Regions from separate parts of the Homo sapiens genome. Here region 2 is linked to region 1. A link is a contact called in ENCODE Hi-C data. All regions are on one chromosome and are shown on one strand. Each heading gives the region's core, a stretch centred on a gene start or an enhancer-like site at or near the end of the contact. The rest is flanking DNA. Distances are from core to core; before and after follow the strand shown.

The links. Hi-C counts contacts between places; a loop is a spot of excess contacts on that map. Pooled maps may share reads with other maps.
Region 2: a loop to region 1 is called in a map with no recorded cell type, with 16 times the contacts of the local background. The contact joins the promoter of MYB here to the enhancer-like site in region 1. A Hi-C loop is called at or near these places in 4 of 37 single-sample maps with no recorded cell type and 3 of 50 pooled maps.

What each region holds. Positions count from the first base shown.
Region 1 is chr6:132,497,342-132,501,394 of GRCh38, reverse strand. All of the region lies in intron 2 of STX7 (syntaxin 7), which reads left to right. Among named protein-coding and RNA genes, the nearest start is that of STX7, 14 kb to the left of the region's middle. RefSeq lists an enhancer at 2,096-2,305. Within about 2 kb of position 2,679, at least 4 of the 41 ENCODE cell types and tissues checked have a DNase peak (open chromatin) inside an H3K27ac peak, as active enhancers do.
Region 2 is chr6:135,179,027-135,182,807 of GRCh38, reverse strand. It overlaps MYB (MYB proto-oncogene, transcription factor), which reads right to left and starts at 1,500. Exons shown (of 16, transcript NM_001130173.2): 1 at 1,272-1,500. The coding sequence starts at 1,294. RefSeq lists silencers at 253-332, 1,382-1,431, 1,492-1,711, 1,782-1,831, 2,272-2,381 and 1 more.

The DNA.
Region 1 (4,053 bases), core at 1,430-3,929:
CACAGTCTATGTGAAGAGCTGTTAAGAAGACTGGGACTGTTGGCAGGGCATGGTGGCTCACACCTGTAATCCCAGCACTTTGGGAGGCCGAGGCAGGCAGATCACGGGAGGTCAGGAGTTCGAGACCAGCCTGACCAACATGGAGAAACCCTGTCTCTACTAAAAATACAAAATTAGCTGGGCCTGTTGTGGCATATGCCTGTAATCCCAGCTACTTGGGAGGCAGAGGCAGGGGAATCGCTTGAACCTGGGAGGCGGAGGTTGCAGTGATCACGCCATTGAACTCCAGCCTGGGCAACAAGAGCAAAACTCCATTTCAAAAAAAAAAAAAAGACAGGGACTGTTCATGCAGGTGAAGGTACAGTCACCATCTGCAGATGTTTGAATCACTGTCATATGTGAAACAGAAGCCATATGTCCTGCATGAACATAGGGGCCTCCACAAATGTACGGAAGCTACAGGTAGTCAGATTTCACCTTGAGAAGGAGGAAGGGCTTTTGAATAATCCAAGTTGTTAAGGTAGAATTGCCTCCCTCAGGAGGAATGAGATTCCTTATCAGTGACCAGAAAAAGGATGGTCAGATATTTCTCAGACTTATTAATAAGAATTTTAAACATAGGAATAATGGTTCAGACTAAGAGGGTTTTAATTTTGATATTCTATTGTGATTCATTCAACAAATAATTTTTGGGATACATAGTACTTGCTAGATACTGTTCCAAACTGTAGGAATGTAGCAGTAAACAATCTATAAGGTCCTGCTCTCATTGTAGTTTACAGTGTAGTAAGGAGAAATAATGAGCAACTTAACTTTCTGTAAAGAAAATATAGTGAAAGTGAGGTGAGAGCAAGTGACTGGGGAAGCTACCTTTACTTTAGATGGTCTTTGAATGAGGATGAGGAGGGACTGGTAGTGAGAAGATTCAGAGAAAGGGCATTTCAGACAGAAGGAATAACTAGCATTAAAAATTCAAAAGCAGACCTGGGCTTGAAATACTCAGAAAATAGGGAAAAGGGAAAAAGCTAGTGTGGCTGAAGCACAGCATCTGGGGCAAGAGTGCCAGGAGATGAAACCAGAGGGGTCTGGCGGGTCAGCTGGGGCCTTGCAGGTGGTTCAGGAAGTTTAGATTTCATTTTAAGAGGCAGTGGAAATCACTGGAGGCATTTAAGCAGAGGAGAGACATAATCAGATCTACACTGTGAAAAAATTACTTTGGCTGCTGCTTAGAAAATAGACATTGAGGGAATAGCAGGGAGGTATGCTGGTCATCACAGAGGTCTGGGGAGAGCTCGGATGCTGGCTTGCACCAGGGTGATGGCAGTGGGGATGGAGAGAAGCAATGAGTGTGTTTTGGAGGTAGAGCCAGCGGGACTTGCTGATGCATGTGGGTAGGGATGGTAGAGGAAGGAAGGAGTTAAAGATGACTCCATAGTTTTTGCATTGAGCAACCGACTAGGTGGTGGCAAGTGTGTACTGAAACGGGAGGGACTACAGTTCAGGACAAGTAGGGGAGAGTTTTGTTTTGACTAAGTATATTTTGAGATATCATTTAGATATCTAAGTGGAGATATCAAACATCTACTTTAGATACAGGAATTTGGAAGTCAGAGTGTCCTCAGAGTATAAATGGTATTTAAAACCATAGGTGTAAAGTAATCACGTAAGAGTGAGGAAAGAGAAGAGGCCTGGAACATTAAAAAATGTGGAAATCAGGAAGGTAGCATGAAGAATCTAAGGAGTGACCTGTGAGGTAAGATAAAAATCAAGATGTGGTAGATTTCTAGAAATTAAAGAATGTTTCAAGAATGAGTGAGGCATTATCTCTCCCTAATGCTGCTGAGAGACTAAGATAAAAGCAGATAATTGGATTTGGTAAACTGGTGACTTTGAAAAGAACATTCTCATAGCCATATTGCAAGTGTAGATGGAGGAAGGGAAGGAGAAGCACCCACTCTTTCCATTTTAAAGAGACTTTCCAGATTTTCTCCTCATCTCTGCTTATGTCATTGATCAGGTGGCTACACCTAGCTGCCAGAGAGGCTGAAAACATCTTAGCAGGATTTCAGTGTGCTCACTAAAATTGGGGATTATTCTATTTGAGAAAGAAGGATGAGAGAATCAATATTTAGTAGGCAACTAGCAGACTCTGCTATGAAAGTAGAAAGAGGATCAAAGAAAGGGTTCCATTTTACACTGCAACAGAGAAATTCTGGTAAGCGTATAATTGCAAAGGAAATGTTTTGAAAGTGAGGGCATGGGAATGGACCACTAGCAAGTTCACATTTCATCCACCGTATAGAGGTGAGGCTACGTGTGGTACAGATGGAAACATGGTGGGCAAACATGGGAGATTTCCTGTTTGAGTGGGTCTGTTCTTAAATGAAATGGGAAGCAAGGTCATCAGATAGAGAATGGGCGGGAAAGAAGGGGGTTTAGCAAATGTGTTGAGTATACATTTAAGATTTGGGGCCATGAATTTAGTGAAACCAGTCATCACTGTACTTTTTCTAATTCTGAGATTCAATGTCTAAATGAAGGGGAGTTTAGATTAGATAAAGTATTGTTAAAAATCTAACTACTGTCAAGTATGTGTACTGATAAGGGCTATGCAGAAATCACGTGGAAGTGAAAGGCAGAAGTGTGAAATTTCAGTTCACTTTTTTCCCCATTTGGTAATGCTAATAATACTGGGTGCGATTGAATAAAATGATACTTTGCACCACATTTAGGTTCTCTTCACACTACATTTGCAACTTTTGAAATTGTGTCAGTACAATTATCTGATTTTACAAAAGAAACCTAAAGAGAAGATGCTGTAAGTAAGGTAACCTGTAATTAGAATATGAGCATCTGTTAAACTAAAGCTAAAGTCTTCTTGAGTGTTGCAGTGGGAAAGTTTATTTTCACATTAGTTTTGATGAAATAAACACTTATAAAATATTAAGTTTTATGGTTTAGTTTATACCCCCAAAAAAGGAAAATGGCAGTCAAAAATATTTTTAAACCATTTTTTTGGTTTAAGACCATCTGCAGTCTTTTGAATTTGTTTCACCAGTAAAGCATTTAAACCATATTATAATGATATAATTTATATTAAGCATAAAATATTTAAATATTGTAAATGCTTACATGTAAAATAAATTAGAAATTTAATTATATTAAAATAATAAAACTGGTAAATAGTTATAACAAACTATGACTTTATTACAGGCTCTGTAGACAGTTTAAAATGATTAAGAAAATATTTGTATCCTATGAGAGAAAGCGTTGACTCCGTAACAGTCAACAAGGCCCTTGTGCCACCCATGCTCCATCTTTTACCCATGGCATAGACAGTATTCTCTGTTGCTGGCCTAGCATGCCATCCAGTCTTTTTCAACCCAAGGCTCCAGGCAACCATTCCCAGTAGACTGGAGTTGGCAGGCAAACAAAATCGTTTGTTATCACAGGTCTAGAAGATCACCATGCCTCTTAGAAAGGCTTAGATTTAGTTTTCAAACTTTGGATTGAGATGTTCAAAAGTGACATTTTTATTAGCAACATCTATGCCTGTTTACCTTCTATCATTTCTCCATATTTTCTGTCAGACATACTCCTAGCTGTGATGTATAGTATAAGGATAAGCAAGCCTTTGTGGGTTTATAAGTATAAGGTACCTATCATATAGGTAAACCAGAGTAGGCATTTTCACAAGGGCCATTCATCCTTGCCCAAACACAAACAACATAGAAAAATGTCTTGAGAACACACAGAGAAACTCATGTTTTTAAAAGCAGCAGAATCAATATATCAAAATACATCACATAAGTAAACACAGGCTTGCTTTTTCAGACTTTTTAAAAATGGAAGTATAATGTATACATTGAGTACTAGACAAATTATTTGTGTATAGCTGAATGAATTTTCTATTGTATTACCACAAATGTCAAGAAATAGAACATTCCTTAGTCCCCTAAAACCTTCTTGTGCTTACACCCCTTCATGCCCTTCGGAGATAACCAGTGTCCTGACTTTGTTAACATCATTGATTAATTTTCCTTTTTTTAATCT
Region 2 (3,781 bases), core at 251-2,750, 2.7 Mb before region 1:
AGGGTCTCCACCCACGCTCTTTGCAACTTCCCAGCGCCGCGCGGGGACCAGCGCCCGCAGGCTCAACAACAAACCAGTAGGAGAAAATCAAACAATCTAAGGAAAGGCGAATGGATTTGCTTTGCCTCCATGGACTTCGCCTTAGAACTCCTTCGCGAGGGTCTGTCCGGTCACCGCGCCTCGGCCGGGGCGACCTAAGGCGGCTGAAGGAGGGTGCGAGAAGGCGCGGCGACCTCAGCCGCATCCACGTGTGCGCGCCGCGCAGGGACCTTTCGCCTGGGGGCAGAGCCCGCGGGGATCGCGTCCCGGTTGCGCGGCAGCGGCCTTGGGTGCTGCCGGCCTCTGTCCCCTTGAGCCGAGTGGCGACTGCGACGGCTGCCGAGCTAGCCCTGGCACCCGCCGCTCGCAGGGAGCCCCGGCGTGTGCTGCTGGGAAAGTCCAGAGGCCGGTGGAGACTGGGGAACGAGCAACTGACAGTTCGGACGAGGATTTCCCTCCTCCTCCTCCTCTCCCTCTTCCCATCTGTCCGGCCAAAAATGTGAAGGGACTGCACCCATCTTCCCGGCGAGCCTCCCTAAGTGCAGTGACATGTGCGACGGCGGCGCGTGTGGGTGCGCGTGCAATGTTTGCAGTGGAAGTAAAAGCCTTTCAGAGAAAAATGATTCGAACCTCCAAAACCAGGTCTTAAGACAATTTGCAAAAGTAGAGACCCCTTTATCCCCCTAAAATCTGCTTTTCAGCCGCCTGTCAGCTGACACTGGTCCTCGCCTCCATAAAGAATGAATGAAATTTAAATGAACTACCTGCAGCTACTAAACAATCCAGCATTTTCCCTGTATCTGCCATATGCTCTGCACTTCCAAGTCCAAACATATCTCAATGCATCCAGCAATTACGCTGCGGATCCCTCGCCGACACCCGCGGCATCAAGCCAGGCACCTGGTGGGCTCCCCGGGGCTGGTGGGCACCGCTCTGCCCTCGGCTGGAACGTGCTTTCTTTTTCCCCCTAAAGAAAAATGTATCCCCATGCAACTTGCAAAATGAGCCGCAGGGCGTGCTTCCCAACGTCCGGATACATTTCCCGCAAAGACTCTTCCATTCATCAGTCTCTGGAGCGGCTTCTGCTGCCGAGGCAGGGGCTCCAGGTCCTCGGAGGGTCTGACAGCCCCTCAGATGATCCCGGAACGAATTCCCACCTGCTCCCGGGAGCCTGGCGCCCCGCGCGCCCCCGCGCGCCCCCGCCCTCGGCCGCCCGCCCGGCTCCCCGTTACCTGTGCCGGGGTCTTCGGGCCATGGCGCGGCGGGCGCGGGGCTCCGCCGAGAGCCGCGGGGACCGCACCGGGCTGCCGCCTCCCGCTGCCCGCCGCCTGCCTGCGTCCCTCCCCGGCTGCGCAGCGGCGCTCCGCACCGCTGGGGCGAAGTTTCTCAGGAGAAAGAGGAGGAGGAGGTCACGGAGGAGGAGGAGAAGGAGGAGGAGGAAACAGGTTGATATTAAAGTGTAAACTCTGTAAACAGAGATGCCATCAAACAAAGAGCTTTGGACACTCCCCCTCCCGCCAAATCTGGCGCCCCTGCAGTGCGCACGCGCCCTGCCCGCCGCCTCCGCGGTCGCCCTGGCTGCCGCCCGCGGGGCTGCCGGGCTGGCCGGGTCGCCGCTCCCATTCGGCGCTCGCGCCGCCGCGGTGCGCCTAGCGCGCCGCGAGGCCCGGGAGGCGCGCGGGCAGGGAGCCCGGGGCCAGGGAGGGGTGGCCGGGGGCCGCGACGGCGCCTTTTCCTGAGCAAACCCCGCTCCCGGGTCGCGGCGGCGCCGACCCGCGCCCAGTCCCGCCGCCTCCCCTCCTCCCTGGCTGCCGCACCGCGGTCGCCCGGCTCCGCGTGCTCCCGGGCAGCGGGACCAGAGCTCCTCCAGCTCCCACTCACTGTCGCGGGGGCGGCAAGCGGTGGGGGGAAATTCCCGCACAGAAGATTGGATTTTCGTCAAGGTTTACAACTGTGCCCTCTGGAGACGGGGAAATTAGGAGTTGGAGGAGTAGGGGATGTGAGCATATGTATTCATAGGCTGTTTGGCTAGGGTTTTTTTTCCTTCTTCTTAAATAAATAACATCTCTAATTTAACTTGTTAGTGACAAAGGACGCTTCAATACAAGTGGGCGGCAACCATCACCGCTCACTAATGGAGCGCCCCAGCGGAGCTTTCACTCCCCTCCCGGATCCTGCAGCCGCCACCGTCGTATTGTCACATGTCCTTCACTCTCACCCCAGCACACACCCGGGCCCCACCCACCCCGCCCCGCCCGGCCCAGGCGGTGCCCACCGCACACCTTTGCTCCCCTCCCTGCACAGAGCGCGCACCCTGGATTGCACACCTGCAAAAAAAAAAAAAAAAAAAAAAAAAAAAAAAAAATACACGGGGGTCCAGACAGCCCGCCCCTAGCAGAACTCAGGAAACCCCACGTTTGCATGCATGGTTTTAGAAGTAAAACAGTTTGTGATTTTGGAGGTCGGTATCCCTGCTTAGTGTCATTTGAGGGCTCTATTTTACGAGATAAAAGTCAGCAAAGGCTTTCGTGTTGTTTAATGAGGGTCTCCAGAAGTAAAGGAAGAAGATAAGTGCTGAATTTATAAGGATTGATGACTGGGGGGATTTTAGGGGAGTTTTAGTTTTACTTCCGTTTATAGATTAGAACCATTGGGGATTTTTTTTTCATTCTCTGTACACACTAATGTATTTTTCCTTTAATCTTTTAGGAGTTTGAGACTTCTGCTGACTGGGTTTGTGGGTGTCCCATGTGCCCCAGCAGTTCAAACTTAGCTCAGAAAGCATTTTTTCTTACTAAAAAAGCATGTTCTTACTAAAATGAGTCATAATTTTATTAAACGGTGAAGCATGCGAGGTTTCAAGACTATCTGGTGTTTTAGACTTTCTTTAAAATTGTTATATAGTTTAAATCTTTATCAAGTGTTAGTTGCTAGTAAGGTTTTAACATTCCTTTCCTCCTGAGAAGAAAATAACACTGAAACAAAATTATTGTGAGATATTTCGGATCACAATTACAAAGGACAAGGCAAATTAATACTTTTAAAGCCAATATTTATTTCTAGATTCTATAATAATTTTCTTTCTTCACATCAAAAATAAACAAAATCTTTTAAAAATATCTAGAATAAACATCTAGAAACCACCCCTAAAGAAATTGCATTCTGGCTTTCGGATTGCTTTATGAATCTAACTGGCAAGATTCCCAATTGCTGAGTCTCTTGGACACAATGTGAGTATCTGAACCCTTTGTGAAGTGAGTTCATAGCCTCTTTTTCAAGATTTTAGGAGGTGTGTAACTACTCCTAAGTTCTTGAACCCCTTTAAAGTAGAAAGATACTAAGTTCAGTTTTCCTTTTTTTCTTTGTAAATCATTTTCCTATGTATCATTTTGAGAATTTATAATTTTTCATTTCCCAGATATAGTTTTACATTTTTCCCTCAGTTGTATGACAATAATATGTTTGGGAATATGCATAGTCCAATAAAGAATTCACATGCAGTAATTTTATTAGGCTAATGTTGGATATATTGCTATCTGATAAGCTTATGGAAAAACAGAATCAAATGGAGTTATCAAAATTCTTGTATGGATGAAACTATATTTTTAAACTCATTACAGAATGTTTGTATTTATACATTTTCTCTCTCCATTTATAATTATTACAAAAGTATTTTTAGATGACAACTTTACACATTTCATCACTTTTTTTTTTAAGATCTGCTTGCTACATCAGTTATTTC